Regions from separate parts of the Mus musculus genome. Here all the other regions are linked to region 1. A link is a loop called in an ENCODE intact Hi-C map of the cell type or tissue named here. Cell type or tissue: heart. All regions are shown on one strand. Region 1 has its middle 53 kb from the start of Epb41l3. Region 2 has its middle 7.2 kb from the start of Gm36392. Region 3 overlaps Arhgap28 (Rho GTPase activating protein 28). Region 4 has its middle 11 kb from the start of Gm36312.

Region 1 (5,000 bases):
ACATATGTTTGTCAACACCAATGTGCCACTGGCATCAGACTTTCCACCCGAGTGCCTCTTCTGTGCTAGGTCTCCTGTAACCGGAACGTGGAAGCTCAGAAGCTCCTAGACATCAAGCTAGTGTGTGGAGGTGGAATTGGATAGGCCTCATCTTGAGTAGGCTAGCAATTCTCAAGACCTGTTATCCCTTGGATTGTCAAACCCCTCTTCATGAAGCTACAGCGTCGAATGAACTATGTAGGAGGACTAATAAAGGTACTTTTCCATTCCCAACTACATCCCAACGTTGAGCTGGATTTTTTTTTTTAAACTATACTCAAAGCAACTTGTTGTAGGGCTTGGTGGGTAAGAGTGCTTGTTACACAAGTAAGACCTGTGTTCCGATTCTGGGGACTATCTAAAAAGTCATGTGTGTGCCTGTAATTCGAGAGCCAGGGGAAGGGGCAGCGATGGGAGGCAGTGATGGGGGATAGCGGTGGGGGACAGTGATGGGGGGCAGCACTGCATGGGGCAGCAGTGGGAGGAGCACTGTGGCCTGCTGGCCAACAGCCTAACTCCAGGCTCAGTAGGAGACCCTGTCTCAGAGGGATAACGTGGAAAGCAATAGATAAGGACACTGGTGCCTTCCTCTAGCCTCCATATAAACTTATAGGCTCATGCACCAGCATGTGTGTATACACTACACTACATACTACAGTAACACACACAGAGACCATACAGGTATACAGATACACACACACACACACACACATATATACAAATATACACACACAGACACACACACATAAACACACACCCAGACACCCAGAGACAGACAGACAGACACACAAACACACAGACACCTAGACACAGAAACACACAGACACAGACACACAGAGACACACACAGAGACAGACACACAGATAGACACACAGACAGACAGACACACACACACACACACTCAGTCACACTCTGACACACAGAGACTGGCAGGACACACACACACACACACACACACACACGCACGCACGCACGCACGCGTGAGTGTAATGGATTAAAAGCCCAAACACAAGAGAATACAATTGTCACATAATTGTCTTCTGTTAAGGTAGATCAAACAAAAAATGACTAAGCAGTTCAGAGAACACACTACTCTTGAAGAGACCCCAGCTTCAGTTTCCAGCATCCACATCAGGAGGCTCACAACCACCTACAAACCCCATTCCAAAGGATCAGGCCCCCTCCTCTGGCCTCCTTGGGCACTTGCAGGCAGGTGCACATACACACACTCTAGTTTAAAGCACGTAGAGTCATACACAAGAACACTTATATCAGTGAAGAGTCACACCTGATTGGTGGTCCCATGATACCATACCACCCAAGGACACTCCAGAGACACCAGCATGGAAAACATCTCAGTTTTCACTCCGTGGTGTTCTTCACTCAAGAGCAAAATCATCTGGTGGCTGATTTCTAAGACGTTATCACCTCATTAAATGACTGTATTTACACCTTCTTCTTGGAGGTCACTGGCTGTCTGAGTAACTTTTCTATTGCTAGGAAATGACACCATGACCAAGGCAACTTATTATTATTATTTTTAAAAGCATTTAATTAAGGGCCTCACAATTCCAGAGGGCTAGAGTCTGTGAGCCTCATGGCGAGGACCATGACAGCAGACAGGCAGGCAGGCATGGAGCTGGGACAACTGCTGAGAGTTTATATCTGACCCACAAGTCGGGGAGGGGGCAAACAGAGAGACCGAAACAGAGAAAGTGACCTCTGAGAAAGAGCTATCTGAGAATTTGAAATCTCAAAGATCACCCTAGTGACACACCTCCTCCAAAAATACCATGCCTTTTAATCCTCCCCAAACAGCTCCACCAATGAAAGACCAAGAATCCAAATATATGAGCCGCTGGGAGCCATCCCTGTTCAAACTTCCACACTGAACAAGCCATACAAGCACCTGAAGTTCCTCTCTGTGAGAGGAAAATAGGAAGGGATCCGAATCTATTTTCAAAATTGAAGAAGTTTCCATGCCAACTGCGGGATAATTCCATTTGGTTACTAAGTAAACAACCTGAATCATAAAGCTGTATATAGCATAGGAGTTTTCCAAATATAATTTAATGACATTATTAAAAATTTAATTAAAATGTCCATCAAAACACAGTCTCCAGTTTACAACAACAAAGCAAATCAGATGGTAACTAGGAGCTAAACTGGTTGAGCCATTTCTGAGCTTTTAAATTTTAAGATATCTTACTTGTTTTATCACCAGAAAATTGCATCTAAATCCATTTACCACAGGCGAAGGTAACAATTACAACTTGAAACCGAAATTAGACACATGAGTGATGCAATTATTGCCTTTTTAAAAGTCTATGGAGTGAGAACTTGTGGAGAAGTGGGAGACTGATTAAGAACAGTCACTGTGAGCCAGTGTGAAAGTCGCTTGCCACCGAGCTTGTAACCAAATGATATATACGGAGAATCAACTCCATGACCCCTACACACACACACACACAGTACTTTTTAAAAATAATTCCACCATAGCCACAATTTCCTGGGTGTTCAGAGCCAGGGAAGCACCTTATGAAATAGCAATGTCTTTTGTTTTTTAGTTTTATAAAGGAGAACAGTCAGGAAGTTAGTTAATTTTTGTCCCTTTGAAAAAGCCATAGGATTTTCTTAACCTGAAACCTACACTAGGTGGCGCTCACAGCACAAGATTTGGATCAATTAAACCGAGGCAAAGTATAAATTACTCAACAGATCCCTAAACTCTATAGTTGTGTGTGTGTGTGTGTGTGTATGTGTGTGTGTGTGTGTGTGTGTGTGTGTGTGAGAGAGAGAGAGAGAGAGAGAGGAAAGAGATTATCTTTCTAATAATTGGAAGGATTAGAACGAACATTTCTATCACGTTTACTATGGGAGAGACACTCGTCCCAAAGCTGCTGTCTGCAGAGCCCACTCTAGATTGTATGATTTGGGGACCAGGCACTGAGGGGTACATAGGATAGTCTTTGTGAATACCCAAAAACCAGCTTAACAAGGTTAACTCTTTCATGCATATAAAACAATTTGCAATCAGAAAATTCATGACATTCCTGTTGTATTATATGACTGGGGGGGGGGGGAGACAACTTCCCAAATTACACGCAAATTACTCTGCTTTTCATAACGTGAGAAGGTAAGAAGGCAGTATTCAGACCTGCTGAGTCTGTTTGAGGGAGCAGAGGCTGCCGAAGGTACAAAGGACAGGGTTAACTCAGGGTAAGCACACTTAAAAATAGGCTCCGATAACACGCTCGAGCCTGAGGTAGGCTCCAGCTAGAGCAAGAGATAAAAACTTCCAGATAAGCAGCCACTCCGGGACCTCTTGTCTCTTCCGAGGAGATAGAAGCAGTCCTCCAAGGCAGCTAAGCTGGCTCCCTGAGCTATCTCAGACTGCCTCCCAACCTGGCAACCCTGCTGGGAAAGCAAAGTTCAGAAGAGCAGCAGCAGACTAGTTCAGTCCCCAGGACTTCTGCTGACACCCGCTGGACCTGACAGGCAGTAAAATGTTTCGGAGTCATTTTTGCCCCTCTGGAGATTTCTAAAAAATCGTGAGACAGGCAAGATGTTCTGCTGACAGCTGAAGATGGGCCAGGGTAACCTTTGAGCCAGTCTGAGTCATACAGTTCACATGAATTCTTCCCAGAAGTCCAAGAAACAGGTTGGATCAGGGTCAGATAAGCATGAAGGCATTGAGAACTGTCCCAGAAATGCCGGTCTGTGCTGTGTGTGACCAGAGTTTTATTCTTGTGATGAGAGATCAACCGCTATGTTTGCCCCACCGTTTGCAGATATAAAGTGATTTTTTTTCCCCTTTGTAAACTGTTGCTAAGTCAAAGAATCCAAGAGTTATCGCTGTTACCATAAATGATCTATAAAAGCACACTGACGGGAATAAACAAGAATAGCGATTTGGAGTGTTTCGTCTTTGCTAACAGAGATAGCTCTTTTCCATTTACTATATGTACTGGGGGTGGCGGGTGCACACACCTGTGCACACACACAGTGGCCAGAGGAGAGCATCGGGTGTCCTGACCTGGCAGTCTCTACCGTACTCTCTTGAACTAGGTATATTCACCAACCTTGGAGCTTGCTGTTTTCCTGACTGAGCAGGAAGCCTAACCAGCCTCCAGCTGCCCCAGCCCCATGCCTCAGTGCGGAAGTCAGAAGCAAGTGTGGCCACAGCAGCTTTGAAAGTGGGTCCCACTAGCCAGAGGTGGTGCAGGTCTTTAAAACCTAGTGAGTTCGAGGCCAGCCTGGTCTATAGAGTGAGTTCCAGGACAGCCAGCCAGGGCTACAAAGAGAAATCCTGTCTTGAGAATCAAAAGAAAAGAAAGAGAAAAAGGAAGAAAGACAGACAGATAGACAGACAGACAGAATGAATGAATGTATAAATGAAGTAAGGAAGGAAGGAAGGAAGGAAGGAAGTCAGCCAGCCAGCCCTCAGGATCTGAGTTCAGGTCCTCTCATTTGCACAGCCATTTGAACACTGAACCATCTTTCCAGCCACATGGTTGATTACAAACAAACAAACAAACAAACTCCTATGGACCGTCTGAAGCTTTGAGCTCTCCAGCTATCTACTGGCTAAAGTGAAGACGAAATGAATTGGAAACATTATTTAACGTGGCCCCTTGTCAATAGCTTTAAAACCGAGAGAGAGACTTTCATGCAAAACTGGCCGTTAAGATGTGCACATCTTCGCACTGGTTATCAAGTGGATGGCAAGGCAATTTGACCTACGATGACGCAATGGAATTTTCCAATTAGATTTTTAAATGGAGTGGGGGAGGGGAGCTAGCAGCATGCCCTGTGGTATAGAAAGCCCATACTTCCACAGTTTTTCCATAGGTCTCTTTCCACATACCCCACTAGTACAGAAGCTGGTGTCAATAGCAAAATAACAGATCCTTCCAAAGAAAGTTAGAGGTGATCCTGGTACCCTATAAAGAAGATGAAGC
Region 2 (5,000 bases), 220 kb after region 1:
ATGATAGCTGCTCGGAGAACCCACATTAACCTGCTTACTGTGTAGTAGTATTGTGTTAGTCTGCTTACTGCAGCAGCACTATGTGAGCAGTAAAAGTGATAAGAGTTTATTGGTTGAAAAAAATCTTAAGTTCAACTCTGGTGTGAATAGGGTTGAAAATTAAAATTGATTCAATATGACTAACGCTAGAGGGTCAACCTTTGGAAATGAGCAAGTCTGGGGTTAAATATAGATCTGAAATATTATCCTAGCTTTTAGATGCCATCTACTGGCTGTAATTACTATTCTGTACCAAAGGCCCTGGTTTTCCCACAGAGGGAGAATATTCACAGGGCCTGTGATTAAATTAAAATGCTGTTCCCTTGGCCTTTGTGTTTTGTGCAGATCGCTGCCTGGACAAGTGTCAGTGTACTTGAAAGTCAAGCTGCATTTGGAAAAAGTTATTGTGAGCATGAAATATTTATCTGAAGGTGAGACACATCTGATGGCTGTTGGTTTCTGACTCCCAGCTTCCTTTCAGACATAGAGCAGCATGTAGGCATCTGGATACAGTTCGCTGCTACTGTACCTGAATACATTTTTGCAAAAGCTGTCAGGTCACAGCTGTTCTCCATGTGGAATGTAGCAGTGAGAGAAATATACTGGCTCATGTGTGCAATTAGCACACCCAAACTCTACCTGCATTTCTGTATTTAAGGATGGTCAGCGATGGCATCTGTCAGGAAAGAACTTAACTGTGTAAACCGAACCCATGTGCTTCTTATCCAGAAATCCTTCCACTGGAACATGGAGGGCTCCGCTGTACTATAGGATGAATAATATAGGTGTTTTATGGGGGGGGGGGAGGATAATGTTTTGTTGCTATGGTGCCAAGCTGTCCTTCCACAAGCGTGTGTTGAAACCTTTACTCCCAGTGCAGCAGTGTAGAGAGGTGGGAACTAACCGGATGGCATTAAGCCTCAGGGTCTACCTTAGGTATATGCATATATACTACTTATTACTTACATAAGTGGTGGCTGTTTAAAAAGGAGGTTTATAAAATTTGCTTTTAGGTACTTTTGGAAACACCCTTTATGAAAAAAAAAAGTTCCATATAGAAGGAGGGTAGCTGTTAGCTTTTTGTAATTCAAAAAAAAAAAAAAAAAATCAAAGATTCAAGCCAGCATGAACCAAACTGTGAGTTTGAAGGATAGCTAATTGCTTACATGCTGTGTAATGGGATTAATTTGTTAAATTGTTGTTGTTGTTGTTTTTCCAGAATTGAAGTGTCATCTTGGTGTGGGGAAAGGACTAGGAGGAGAGGAGGAAGGGAAAACTGCCGTTGGGATGTAAGTAAACAAATAAATATATTAATTTTTTTAAAGTGTGTAAGTATAAATTGGGGGGGGGGGCTATCTGTAAGTCTCAATCCCCCTCTAGAAAAATCAATACCAATGTGGAGAATTGCCACGAAGATTATATGAGGCAATGTATGTAAAACAGCCAACATGGTGATTGTGTTCACAGAAGGGCTCAGTGCAGTGTCAATGTTAATGAGGGATTGAGTATGTCAGATCCATGATGCCATTCCCGCAGAGGGCTGCTTGGGAACTGCCATTGGCCAGGCCATGAGACTGAAGGCAAGCAGTGCCTCTGTAATTTCAGCTTTTCCTAGCTGGCCGTGGTTGCTGTTCTGTTAATCTGAAATTTCAGTATGTGCTGAACAGAGGAGACCTATGTGACCAGCTCCCCACAACTTTTTCCTATGAAGAGCCTTAGACTTTGTGAAGGGTTTCACTGGGCAGAAGCAGTGTTCTTGTTCATGGAGACCGGGATATGCTCAAGGGTGGCCTCTGGTGAGAGAGAAAGCAGAGGAACACTGAAAGACAGATCCTCTGGCTCCAGCCGCCGCCGCCATCATCTTCTGTGTTGTGCTGTGCCCTTTCCACGCGGCTGAACGCAATCAAAATCCTCAAACGCAGCAGCAACCTTAGGATCCCTCATCATACTCCACGTTTAGTGACGTTTATCATAATGTTCATTCAATGAGTAGTTCCCAAACGTGGCTGTTATCAGAACGTCCTAGGAAACGAGTCGCACAGGTATCCCTCCACCTGCTCCACCTAGCGGCGGCACAATTATAAAAGGGTCCTACTTTGAACTGTCAGCGCTCTCTTAAATGTTATTTGTTTCTTGTTTGTTTTTCTGTGTGCCTGACTGTGCCCCGTGGGTTGGGAGGTCAGAGGACAATGCTCAGGAACCAGTTCTCTGCCACTTTGTGGGAGTCCAGGTGGGAACTCAGGCTGGAAGGGGTAGCTTACAAGTGCCTGGACCAGCTGAGCCCTCTCTGCAGCCCAGATCTCGGTGTTCTTTAGTTCTGACATTTCTAGTTGATTCATTTAAAACGTTTTTACTATGTTTAGATTTATCAGTTACTATGTATCTATTAATCAGTTAATATGCCTTTCTGGAAGTTCTCTTTCAAGTCATATTGCCTCATTTTTTTTCTTCTTCTTCTTCTCCTCTGGATCCCTTGGGATCCTTTTAACACTATAGTTTTAGATTTACAGAAAACTTGCAAGAACAACATGGAAAGATCTGCCCATGCTTGTTCTGATTCCTGTTAACATCTAGCCTGACCCTTGGACAGTGACCAGAAGGAGGGGTGAATACCTCCATGTTCCTAGTCACCAAACAATAGCTGTTTGTCTGCACTTAAGATTTTCCCAGCTTTTTGTTGTCTTTGTTCCAGGATCCAATCTAAGATCCCATCTTGTGTTTAGTTGTCTTGTCTCTGTCTCCAGTGCATAGCAGAACCTTGGTAGTTTCCTGTTTCTCCAGACTTCTATTGAGTGCTGTTGTTTTGTTTTGTTCTGTTTTGTTTTGTTTGTTTGTTTGTTTGTTTGTTTTTGGTAGATTATCTCTTGAGTTTGGCTTTGTCTGCTGTTTTCTTGTGAAGAGATTTGGGTAATACATTACCAACAGACACTACAGAAGTATAGTAATGGGGCCTATAATGGGGTGGCCCTTCATGTTATTGGCATTAGTCTTGGTTACTTATTGGTGACTTCTGAAGCTCTCCACTCTCAAGCTACACAATTTTCTTTGAAGTTAATTATTTTCCTGAGGAGATCTGCTGGGAGTCTGAAGATGCCCAGCTTTAAGATTTTAAGATATGCGGTTGGGTCTCTTCTGTGATAGTCTAAAGGACAATTTTCTATCTGCTCTTACTCCTTTTACATTTAATTTTAACCCCCACTGAATACTAATACTTGCTTTTAAACATTTGGATTCTTACTCTGGTATTTACAATTTCAGCCAAACACTCTAGGATTCCTTCTGGATGTCAGCTTTCCCCAATGTGTGACTCTGTCCTCTGAGTGTATGAAGCCGGACATTCATAACCCATGGTGTATGTTTCTTACCTGGCCACCTACAGTAGGTACAAAGTAGCTTCCGGATTGGTAACCCAGATTCCCATGAGGCACAGCTTTACTGCCCAGAGGTCAGTTACTTGTTAATCTCCCCTCAGCTCTGTCAGAATGAGGTGAACAACCCTGTCTGACCATCACCCTAGTGTCTAGGTCACCCACATTTGCTACTGGCGACCCTTCTCTTATTTGGAGCCTAGGCCATATTTCCCTGCCACGTTTCATGGTTTCTATTCGAAAAGAATGCTTGAAGTGGAAGCTAGTGACATTTACTTCATAAATGTTGTGCCTTTCTGATTCCCAGGCTCCCAGCTGGGAAAGGAACTTCTGTAGTCTGACTTGCAGTTGTGATAGTTGTCAAACCTTTCTGGCAACTTTAGTAGGACTCAGCTAGCCAGTAAGTTGACGTGTTCTAAGTCAACCTCAGTGTTGTGTGACATTCCTGGGGAGATATGAGCAAACATGTAGCTACACCAAGTGGGGAAACAAATGATGGATGAAAATAAGGACACCGCCAAAGACCAACTTGGTCAGTGTTTTATTGGGGCTACTTGCAGGGATACTGGTGAAGAGGTACTTACAGAAGCTGAGGTGACTCAACACACTCTCAGTAAGCTGACCCATCCTGCATGTGTGATGACCCATGAAAGACAGAGACCCGGAGCTCATAATACAACCTGTAGAAAGCTGAGCAGGTTGGAGAGACTCAGGCAGCTCAAGTGATCTGAGCCTCCTCCAAGAAGTTCTCTCATCTTTGTCTCTTCAAGGGAGCACACCTGGTCTGGGAGAGTCTCCCAGCAGTCCTTTCTGCTTATATAGGCATGAAAGGTGGAGCCTAGTGACGCTAATCAGTTTTAGGGACTTCCTGAAGTCTTTACGTGTTTGCTCTCTGAGATTAAAGAGCATCCTTGCTAAGGTATGCTTCTTTTCTCTGTGCACCTTAGTAAGTTTCCCTTCAAATGGGATGTTTTATCGTGGAGGAAATTGCTAGACAACACTCGGACCATGCTCTTCTGCATAGCCAGGGACATAAACAGTTGTGAATCAAAGGACAGTCTTTCTCTTGACATTTGAACCAACCTCTTTCTGAATCAGGAGACTTTTTAGCCCAGCCTCAGCTGTTCTGGTTCTTTGAAAGTTTGCCTTCCATCCTGCCCTCTACTACCTTGTAAGTTAAAAAAAGCTTCAGGGGCTTCAGGGAGATTTTAGGCTCTAAGTCTCATTAGGAGGGCAACACCCTGGTTGTGGGAAGCACTTCATGCTCTTGGGCATGTATCAAAGCTTTTGACATAGTGTATAATAGAAGAAATACTGGCCTCCCCCAAATATTCACCTTGTAATCTTTATAAGGTGTCAGTTTATTGTTTTATTCAGAAAAGGGAAATTTAGGTTGTTTATGGAAATAAATTAGTATTTAGGCTTTTCCACAAGGACAGAAACAGCAGTACAAATAAAATGATACATGATTTAGGTAGATGATAGATAGATAGATAGATAGATAGATGATAGATAGATAGATAGATAGATAGATAATAGGTAGGTGATAGATACATAGGTAATTCATAGATAAATAGATATATAAAGATAAAT
Region 3 (5,000 bases), 1.2 Mb after region 1:
AAGAGGCAGGGTTCAGGGGAGTTCAGGGTTCAGGTTGCCAACGTTTATAAGCCAAGTAGTGTCACAGTCTCAGCAGCCAACATTATGGAGAGCCCCTGTCAAGTAGGATGAGAGACAAGGACTGACTCTGACACCTACATGCCTGCTATGGCAAGCCTGCCTACACTTACGTGTAGAAATGTGCACAGACACTCATCTTCTGACATCCACATGGCCTGCCTATGCATCCACATAGAAATGTGCACAGACACACATCTTTTGATGTCCACACACCTGCTACAGCAAGCCTGCCGATGCTTACACGTAGACATGTGCACATACACACAAACACATTAATTTGGAAAAGGGGGAGAAGGGAGAGGAGGCTGCTGTCACAGCTGTGATCGGGCTCTGGCTACAACCTTGACAGCTACACAATCCCACCCTTCAGGGCGCCATTTTGGCTCCAGTTAGCATAGCCTTGGTCTTTAGGTGTTCTTAAACAACTATTCATTGTCTCTTAGGTCCAGGACATTCTTTGTAGGTATTTTTCCATTAGGTTTTGTTGTATAAATTTAGTGTGTCCTGATTTCACTTGATTAAAAAAAAAATTGAACATCTTCACTGTGTCTTTTAGAAATTTATCATTCAGAAAACAAGATTTGGGTTGACCGAGACGGGGGACCTGTCTGTGGAAGACATGAAGAAAATCCGCCACCTCTCTCTGATTGAGCTGACAGCCTTCTTCGATGCTTTTGGGATACAACTGAAGAGAAACAAAACCGAGCGAGTGAGAGGCCGAGGTAACTATGAGACCAGGCTGCCCGCCTCAGCGCCGCCCTGGGACACGAGGACACGTTCCTGACTTTAGTGTTTTCTTCCTCCCTTGGCTCTGTTCTCTGCAGACAACGGGATTTTCGGAGTGCCACTTACAGTCCTCCTGGACAATGACCGGAAGAAGGACCCTGCAGTGAAAGTTCCCCTGGTGTTACAAAAAGTGAGTCCCTGGGCAAAAGACCAAGGAGACAGTGAGCTCCGAGGGCACTTGTAGAGTTAAAGTTGGGGGAGCCCTATTGAGGTCTGACCATTGCTTTTCACAGAGGGTCCTGTTTCAGGCACATGAACTGGAGGGACAAGCCTCGGGAACCTTTCCACCTTGGGAGCTGTTGTTGCATGCCCTGGAACCTTGTTACATTGTTCCTCCATAAGAACAATGTTCTGTCAGGGATGGACAGTGTTCTGGCTTCTGGTTGTTTTGTCCAATGCTGCTTGTGTAAACGCATGTGCTTACACGAATTTACACATGTTTATATGGATTTTTTTTTTTCAAATCAAGATAGGGTCTCACTTTGTTGACCTGGCTATACTGGAACTCACAGAGATCCTCCTGCCTCTGCCTACTAAGTGCTAGGATTAAAGGCATACCCACTATGCTTAGCTTGTTTGCATGCATTTTTGATTATTATCTTTATAGATGTGATTGTTAATAGTCTATTTGCTGAACTTACAAGTGCTTTGTGAGATGTATCAAAAGCTATGTTTGCCAAATGGGTGTATGCAATCATTTTATGGAGTTTTACAACTCAAATCAAGGTAATAAAGACAATATATACATACACATACACACACACACACATATACACACACACATATGTAATTTAAATAAAATATATTTGAGGTAGAAAATATATTGAGCATTTAGATATCAGAATATATCAGTTTTCTGAATCTGATGTCAAATTTTAAGTACATATAATTGATAAAAAAATAATTATTTTTAACCTAGAAAGCCAAATTATTATTATTATTATTATCATTGTTATTATTATTAGGTTTTTTTTTTTTTTACTTATTCACTTTACATCCTGGTCACTGCCCCCCCTCACAGCCACCCCCACCAACAATCCTTCACCCCACTCCTTCTCCCAAAGGATTTTTTTTAATATCTCAACTGCTGTATCTAGAGCTCTCTATGATTGCTAAAGAATTGCTTTACTTTTTTAAAGATCTAGGTTTCTTTTTCATTATGCGTCCGTGTCTCTGTGTGTGCATGCACACATACATGTAAGCCCCTGAGGGAATGAGAAGATGATGTCAGATCCCCTGGTACTGAAGCACAGGCTGTGGCAAGACTCCCTGTGAGGACTCTGCCAATTGAACTCGGGCCCTCTGCTTGATCAGGGTCTGTTCATAACCACTGAGTGGTCTCTCAATGTCCCACAACTTTCAAATATGGGTAACAACTGAATCGGCTTACCTAAGTCCTCACTTACGCGCAACAGCGACGCCTGGTGGCACACTTAACACCGCAGGCCTTTATCCTAGCCCTCCCTGGATTTTAAATGGTTTGTAAATGATACATAAACCCTGGCTGGGGAAACAGACTTGCTTTTACCCACACTAACAGTTCTGCATCCGCCCTCTTCTCCTCTTCTAAGTGGCTCCTGGCACCTCAACCAGAGCTGCTTCCTCAAGTCTGGTGATCAATTGACCACTGAAGGAGCAGGGAGGGTGCAGTGACAGAGATGCTGGCATCCTTTCTGTGCAGAGGGGCTGTCTGTAGGGAGTCTCCCCATGGGAAGGGCTGTACCAATGACGTCATATCCTGTGTCGTTAGCATGGAGAGGCCCAAGGGGCAGTTTTTTTTTTTTTTTTTTGTTTTGTTTTGTTTTTTTATCACTTTGCAAACACGGCAACTGGGGCAGAGGAGGATGAGCCAACGTAAAAGGTACACAGCGCATGCCCAGTCCATAAGTCCTTGTGAGCACATGCGCAGCCCAGAGTCCTTGAGCGCATGTGCCAAGCTCCCGGAGCCCTTGTGGGAGCGTGCGCAGTCGAGAGTCCTTGTCCCCGTGCTGCCCTTCCTGCTCGGAAGTTAAAGCACGAATGACGTACTTTGTCCTAAATGTCAAGGATGGATTTTGCAAAAATCAACCTTTAACCCAAGGCAATTCAGCACAAGCTTAGATGACATAGGTGCAAAACCCAGCTGGGTCCTCAGCCTCCCTCAGCAGGGGGGAGAGTAGTACAGGCAGGGTTGAGAGAGCAGTGGCTGAAGGTCATCAACACTGCCACCACCATCATGTCCTCACCGCCATCAACACCATCACCATCATCGCCACCACTACCATGAGTATTTAAGAGAGAGGTTAATTCTTACATGTCTAAGTCCTTAGTTAATATTCTAGAATTCTTTTAAGTTCTTAGGTCCTTTGTAACCAATGAGGGTAGATTTAGATGACATTACGTTCATGCAGGGTAGTGTGGCTGTAGACACATGGTGTGATTGAGCATTGGTTGGTCAACATAAGAGAAATGATTATCATATTTGAAAGATACAATTTGGAAACATAGCACAGTAGATAAGACAACATACCCAACAGAGTCCATGGGTAGGAGTTGATGTTGGGAAGTTACAGCATAGATGATCTAAATGGAGAATTTACTCGCTGGCAAATCAAAGGCAGTATTGACTTTTTTGGGCCAGTTATTAGTATTTCAGAAATCATCCGTGTATCAGGTTCATAGATTATTTAGAATTATTTCTTCTTCTTCTTCTTCTTCTTCTTCTTCTTATTATTATTATTACTATTATTATTAGAATGTTTGTCATCCTACAGAGGTATTTAATTTATGTAATTTATTGTCAATTTCTAGTTTTTTCAGAAAGTCGAGGAATCAGGTCTGGAATCGGAAGGAATTTTTCGACTCTCGGGATGTACTGCCAAAGTCAAGGTACTCAGTGATATCTCTCTTCCCAGATAAAGACGTGAGCTAGCCTTGGTCAGCGTTCAGTCGCTCAGGACCCGAGAAACACTTATAAAATAAAGTATTTGGTTGGGGGGCTTGCTTACAGTTTCAGAGAGTGAGTCCATTGTCATCGTGGCGCGGGGGCTGGGGTGGGAACATGGCAAGAGCATGGGAGCGTGGTGGCACTCAGGATGCTGCAGCAGTTGCTAAGAGCTTCATCATGATCAGAAGGCAGAGAGAAGAAAAAAATGGGCCTAGCATGGGCTTTAGAAAACTCAAAGCCAACCCCCCACCATGACGCACTTCCTCTACCAAGACCACAGCTACTTCCCGAGGCCACACCTCCTAACCTTTCTCTAATAGTGCCACTTCCTAATGACTAAAGCGGTCAAATATATGAGCCTATGGGGGACATTCTTAAGCCACCATGACCCAGTTCCAGTGAGCATCAGAAATCTCGTCTCTGTGACCGCCGTTGTCCCTTTGATAGTATGGCTTGGCTTGCCATAATACTCTTAAGTACTTCGGTTGTATGTCTCTTCCATGCTGCGATTCTTAGAAGCTAGAAGAGTGAAACATTGCCATTAAAACTGTTGCTTGTCTTCAGATTGGAGTTTGAAACACCCGGACCTGTTTAGGGGATCAACTTTTTTTTTTTTTTTTTTTTTTTTTGGCCTTTAGGAGTCTTTGAGCTTTTACTTCCATTGCTAATTGCTCACAGCTGAGACCCATTCTTAGCTTCTTCTTTGGTCAGATTTCATCTAAGAATTTGTAGCAGTGCTCCTAACCACTGGAGTACTCACTCAGCAGCAGCTCTGAAACCCCAGTTCCATGTATGGTAATGCCAGCATCTACATAAAACCGCAGCGCAGCAGTGTGAATTCCTTTGCTCTGCCTTCTTATACCCACACAGGCAAGCTCTACAGAGCAGTGAGGAGTCCTGGAGGGGCGAACCTTTTCTAGTAAAAGCTTTCATTGTGCTTCCTTTTGGGCACACACATGCCTACGTTTTGGTCACCCCAGTCTGTGGACACCCAATGATGGGCCTTGAAAAGAATGTGCAAGTGGTGGTGAAGAAATGATTGTGATAAGCCAATGAAAGAAAAGGCACAGGGGTGGAGAGGAATCCCTTCATTAATTCACTTATACTTGAGGGAATCTATACCTATGAGAAGGGTCAAGGTAGAAATGTTGAAATATGGTAGCATATTTCTTTTCCTTTTTCTTTCTTTTTTTTTTTTTGTTTTTTTTTTTGTTTGTTTGTTTTGTTT
Region 4 (5,000 bases), 930 kb after region 1:
CAGTTCTGTAGTTAAGTTGCCTTTTCAGAGGGCCCAGCATCTATTCCCAGCACCTACATGCTCACAACAATCATTAACTCCCGTTCTAGGTGAGCTGCCCTCTTCAGGCCTCTGAGGGTACCAGATACCCCCTTGGTTCAAGCTAAATACTCATACCTATAAAATAAATAAGTCTTCAAAAATCAAAAATAGAATCATAGACGGGGAAGGAGTATTCTACTCATTTCAGGGATTTTGTTTTTGTTTTTGTTTTTGTTTTTTTTAATGTGTCACACTTTTTGCCTCTCTTCCTCCTCCCAGGATTTTGTTTGTAGTTCATTATTTTCCAGTTTGGGGATTTTGATTGACAGGGCATGATCAGTATTTCATTTCGCTTTGTGTGCACGTGTAAATAGTTTCTTTTGTGTGACACTCCAATCACATGAAACAAAGTTGTAGCATTCTACTAAGTAACAATACAGTTACACATAGAACTTAAAAATGACAATCACCTAATTTCAACCAAATACAAACTCTCTGCTCTGTTTGTATCTCATGTTTTTAATGTTTATAAGTATTTTGTACCCATTACGAGATTTGTAGGGTTATTTTTTCACACTTATATTCTATAGACTCAAGTTAAAATACAGGTTGCCATATTTGCTCATATAAGTATTTTTGTATAAGACTTTGTGCTTCTTTCTGCACCCTCCTGTTCCAACCTGAAGGACTCCTTTTCTTTTTTAATGGAGCCAGGGTTTTTCATATTGACTCAAACATCCCACCACCATAAGCGTTCACTCCCGACAGCTATCTCAGTTAGGGTTTCTATCACTGTAGTCAAATACCATGATTGAAAGCAACTCAGTGAGCTTCACTCCTTTATCCACTTCCATATCACGGCCCGTTATAGAAGGAAGTCCAGGGCGGGACCTAAAGCAGAGGCCATGGGGCAGTACTGCTTACTGGCTTGTTCTTCATAGTTTGCTCAGCCTGCTTTCTTATACAACTTTGGGTTTGCCAAAGGCCAACCTTGTGGAGGCATCTCCTCAGAGAAGACTCTCTTCTCAGCTATGTCTAGGTTTATGTCAAATTGACCAAGACCAATGAGGAAAACACTTCTCCCTCTCTCTGTCTCTCTCCTTCCCTCTCTCTGTCTCTCTCTTTTCTCTCTCTCTCCCTCCCTCCCTCCCTCTCCCTCTCTCTCTGTCTCTCTCCTTCTTCCCTCTCTCTCTCCTTTACTCTCTCTCTGTCTCTCTTTCTCTCTCCCTCTCCCCCCTCTCTCTCCCTTTCCCTTTCCCTCTCCTCCTTTCCCTCCCCCTTCCCCTCTCTCTTTTTCTCCCCTCTTCCCCCCCAACCCCCATTTAACATTTTGTATAGAAGTTTCCTGTTAATGAACTCCAGCAGCTTCTCATCTGGGCAAGCCTCCATCTCCTCTTTGTTGCAGAAGGACAATTCTGACAACTACAATATTGTTTGACCTTTTTCTTTTAGCAGTTTGAATTCATCACTCCGCCCCCTGCTGGCCTACAAGGTTTCCACAGGGGACTCTGATAGGAAATTTCCTCCAGTGTGCTGGTAGCTAATCTTTGGCTGCTCCTTACTGGTTTCAGACGGCTACCTGAACTTGCACAGGACTGTTCTTTGGCTTCACCATAGCTGGAGTTCTTCTTGTGTCTAAAATGTGAATATTTTATTACCTGCTTCCTTCTCTCTGTCTCTCTGCCTGCCCCCCACCCCCAAGGGGGTGCTAATCCTACAACTGAGTTTACTTACCTCCAATCCTGCATGTTCATTTCTTCCTTCAAATATGAGAAGTTGGCTGCCATCATATTCTCAAGTAAGTTCCCTCCTTCCCCCTTTCTCCTTACACTTTCATAACACGTGCACTAGCCCAGTTATTTGTGATATAAAGCCTAAAATTTAAAAAGCCTTTGATGCATGGAGGAGCGCAGCCTGCAGATGCCTGCCCTTCTTCATTCCTGTTCTCTTTCTGCACCCCAAAACTTGATGGTCTCAAACAAAATGTTCAAATTTACCGACCCATTATTATTATTATTATTATTATTATTATTATTACTATTTTATCTAATCAAGTCTTCTTTATCTTCGCTGTACATTCAGTGTCCCTATGATAGAGCCTTTTGCCAAATTACTCTAGTGAATTTTTCAGGTCAATTATTTTATCTTTCAGTTCTAGAATTTGATTCATATCTGTAATTTTGCTGCCATTTGTATTCTCATTTTTATCTGTGACTTGCTTTGTGTTCAGTTGTCTGTGTTCTCTTTCTAAAGCACATCGACCGTCTTTATGACTGAGTTTAAACTGTCAAGAGCTCACAGGTCCCCATTTTACGGTCAACTTCTGAGCCTTTGTTGTGCTTCATTAGGCCGTGCTCCCTTGTCCTGTCCTTTGCTGGCCTTGCAGTCATTTACTGCGATCTTGGCATTCGGGATTTTTTTTTTTTTTTTTTTTTTTTTTTTTTTTTTTTTTTAAGACCTACAAAACCAAAATGAGAACAGGGCTGCAATCAATTGGGGTTGCCTACCAAACTGCTTCTGAGATCTTGCTCCCCCTTGTGCCCACCTGGGAAATTACATCCTTAAAGTGCTGTTCCCCTTGGTTTTCAGGGGTCCTTGAAATCACCCCAATGGATTAGTGTTCCCGGGTAAGGAGAGCCAGACCATCTAGTGGGTATCCTGCCCTGGTGTTTCGACAGTGGAAAGGGAACTACACAGAGGTGGCATACATTGAATGTCCCCTCACCTTGGCAAGCACAGTTCACCATGACTTAATATATGAAAAGTCATTAAGTCCTATTTATTGCCTTGCAAGAATCATGGAGCAATAGATACACTATAGTTTTGTTTTGTTTCGATTCAAAATGGACCTATAAATTGTCTTTTCGGTTGATGCTCTACTAGAACTATCGCCCCGTGAAAATTAAATAGTCTTCTGTAACACAATTTTCTTGGTGTGTATCTTGTTTTATTGATGACTGAGTTTTGAAGGAAGAAGATGATTACGTCATTGAAGAAGTGGCACAGAAGACTAGAGTGAAGGATCGGTGGCTAAGGACTTGCTGCTCAGCCGTGAGGTCCAGGGTTTAGATCCCAGCATGCAGTCAGATAGTTTCACTGTAAAGGACTGTCCAACTCCCATCTCTGAGGAATTTGCCACTCTCTTTTGGCCTCCATGGAGGCACAGACATTCACACTAGTGCACATATATCCAATACACATGTGCAGGCATAGTGCACATGCGTGTATACACTCAGACACATGAATAAATACATATTTTTTTGCATAAAGAAGTAGAATGAGAAAAAGATGAGGAGGAGGAGGATGAAGAGAAGCAGGGTAGAGAAGTGACCTCTCTATCCAAAGGAATCTGCATGGACAGGAACATATGGAATATATTGAAAAGGTGGTACATGGTGACATATTTGAGCCCAAGTTTGTCAGGACCCACAGTTCAAACTGTCTTTCATACACAAGTCACAATTCATACTTCAGGTCAACTTTCAGATATGATTAGTGTCATCACTCACCCACTAGTGGATTCAAATTCAGAAATATTTGCTAAGGTTTACAATGTGCTAAACTCCATCTTAGCTACAAAAAAAAGAAAAAGAAAAAATATTCCTGTCATCATAGGATTTATTGTCTTATGAGCCAAGACCTATAGAGGCACAAAATACAAGTAAAACCCATAGAAAACCCAAACTTAAATGTACAAGATGAGTCTACAAAGAGTTTAGGAAATGAAAAGCATTAGTGCAGTACTAGAGGGACGGCTCACAGGTTAAAATCACCGCCACTCTTGCAGAGCACCTGGATACTTTCCCAGCACCCACATTTTTGCTTATAACTATATGTAACCCCAGTTCCAGGGATCAGATGCCCTCTTCTGACTTCCATGGGTTCCCGTACTACACATATGTAGTATACATGCACACACTCAGGCAGACACAATAAATAAATAAATAAATAAATAAATAAATATTTAAAGTACTATTAAGCAGCGTTTTTGGAAGGTCACAGCTGTAGACTACAGTCATGCTCTGGTTCCCAGTAGAACAAACCAGGACATAGTAGACTCCCTGGTGCTGAGTGACATATGGAACCAAACTTTGAAACAGACCCGTTGTCCAAATATGGGAGAGTCAGAAGAGTGGATCAGAAGGAGTGCAGTTCACCTGGCCAGCATGCCACTGAACAAAGACTTCTCCGTTTCTTTTACATAGAAAGTAACTTTGAAGCCATTTTTTTTTTTAAGATTTACTTATTTAATGTATGTGAGTATACTGTAGCCGTCTTCAGACACACCAGAAGAGGGAATTTGGATCCCATTACAGATGTAGTGGTGGTGCATGCCTTTAATCCCAGCACTTGGGAGGCAGAGGCAGGAGGATTTCTGAGTTCGAGGCCAGCTTGGTCTACAGAGTGAGTTCCAGGACAGCCAGAGCTATACAGAGAAACCCTGTCTCTAAAAAACAAACAAACAAAAAACCAAACAAAAACAAAAACAAAAAACAAAAACACCAAGCAATTGATGTAATTTCTTATCCCCATCCCTGCCTTCTTCAACATCTTTCAGTCTAGGCAGTCAGCGACCCTTACTCAGCTCAGCAGACTACACTGTATTGCGTAGAAGGAGCTAGTCTCCATCTCTACAGCAGCAAAATTTCCATACATAATGGAAAATTTCCCATCATCATCATAATGATGAGAAGGTTCAGTAGGTAAAACCTGATGCTACCAGAAGTCATGTGACAGGGACAAGCCATGTGATGCATGCTGCTGCGTTCTCTCTATTTCAGATCCACTCTGTCTATCCCATTCTGTGTTGGTCGTGCTGTTGAATTGAGCTCACAATCTAAGGTTTGGAGCAAGTGCCAGAATCCACCTTGCTGGCTGATTTAAGCTCCTTCCAACTTAAACTTCCTTCTGTGCAGCACTCTCTATGGGGTTCAGAGCAGAGCAGTTTCCAGACATTGGGAGAATGGACTCAGGAATAT

Evidence for each region. A loop is a pair of places that touch in the nucleus more often than their neighbours do. Peaks named below come from ENCODE experiments on the same cell type or tissue, not always from the same donor. Only the 100,000 strongest peaks of a DNase experiment are listed, where the experiment ranks them.
Region 2: it touches region 1 in a loop (8-fold over the local background); 24 of 42 quality-filtered maps call a loop at or near these places.
Region 3: a loop joins it to region 1, with 4 times the contacts of the local background. A loop is called at or near these places in 12 of 42 quality-filtered maps.
Region 4: a loop joins it to region 1, with 10 times the contacts of the local background. A loop is called at or near these places in 19 of 42 quality-filtered maps.

Annotation. Positions count from the first base shown.
Region 1 is chr17:69,103,921-69,108,920 of GRCm38, reverse strand. It overlaps a transcript of Epb41l3 not described here. Among named protein-coding and RNA genes, the nearest start is that of Epb41l3, 53 kb to the left of the region's middle. In heart, a CTCF peak has its summit at 2,665 (motif pointing right); no DNase peak of the experiment used is centred here; H3K4me3 peaks cover 1,706 bases; H3K27ac peaks cover 733 bases.
Region 2 is chr17:68,878,931-68,883,930 of GRCm38, reverse strand. No RefSeq gene overlaps it. Among named protein-coding and RNA genes, the nearest start is that of Gm36392, 7.2 kb to the right of the region's middle. In heart, CTCF peaks have their summits at 271 (motif pointing left) and 2,100 (motif pointing left); no DNase peak of the experiment used is centred here; H3K4me3 peaks cover 536 bases; H3K27ac peaks cover 400 bases.
Region 3 is chr17:67,867,665-67,872,664 of GRCm38, reverse strand. It overlaps Arhgap28 (Rho GTPase activating protein 28), which reads left to right. Exons shown (of 18, transcript NM_172964.4): 8 at 617-782; 9 at 885-976; 10 at 3,637-3,714. Among named protein-coding and RNA genes, the nearest start is that of Arhgap28, 130 kb to the left of the region's middle. In heart, a CTCF peak has its summit at 2,277; DNase peaks (open chromatin) are centred at 2,374 and 2,414; H3K27me3 peaks cover 1,964 bases.
Region 4 is chr17:68,174,528-68,179,527 of GRCm38, reverse strand. No RefSeq gene overlaps it. Among named protein-coding and RNA genes, the nearest start is that of Gm36312, 11 kb to the left of the region's middle. In heart, CTCF peaks have their summits at 1,521 (motif pointing left), 2,369 and 2,568 (motif pointing left); no DNase peak of the experiment used is centred here.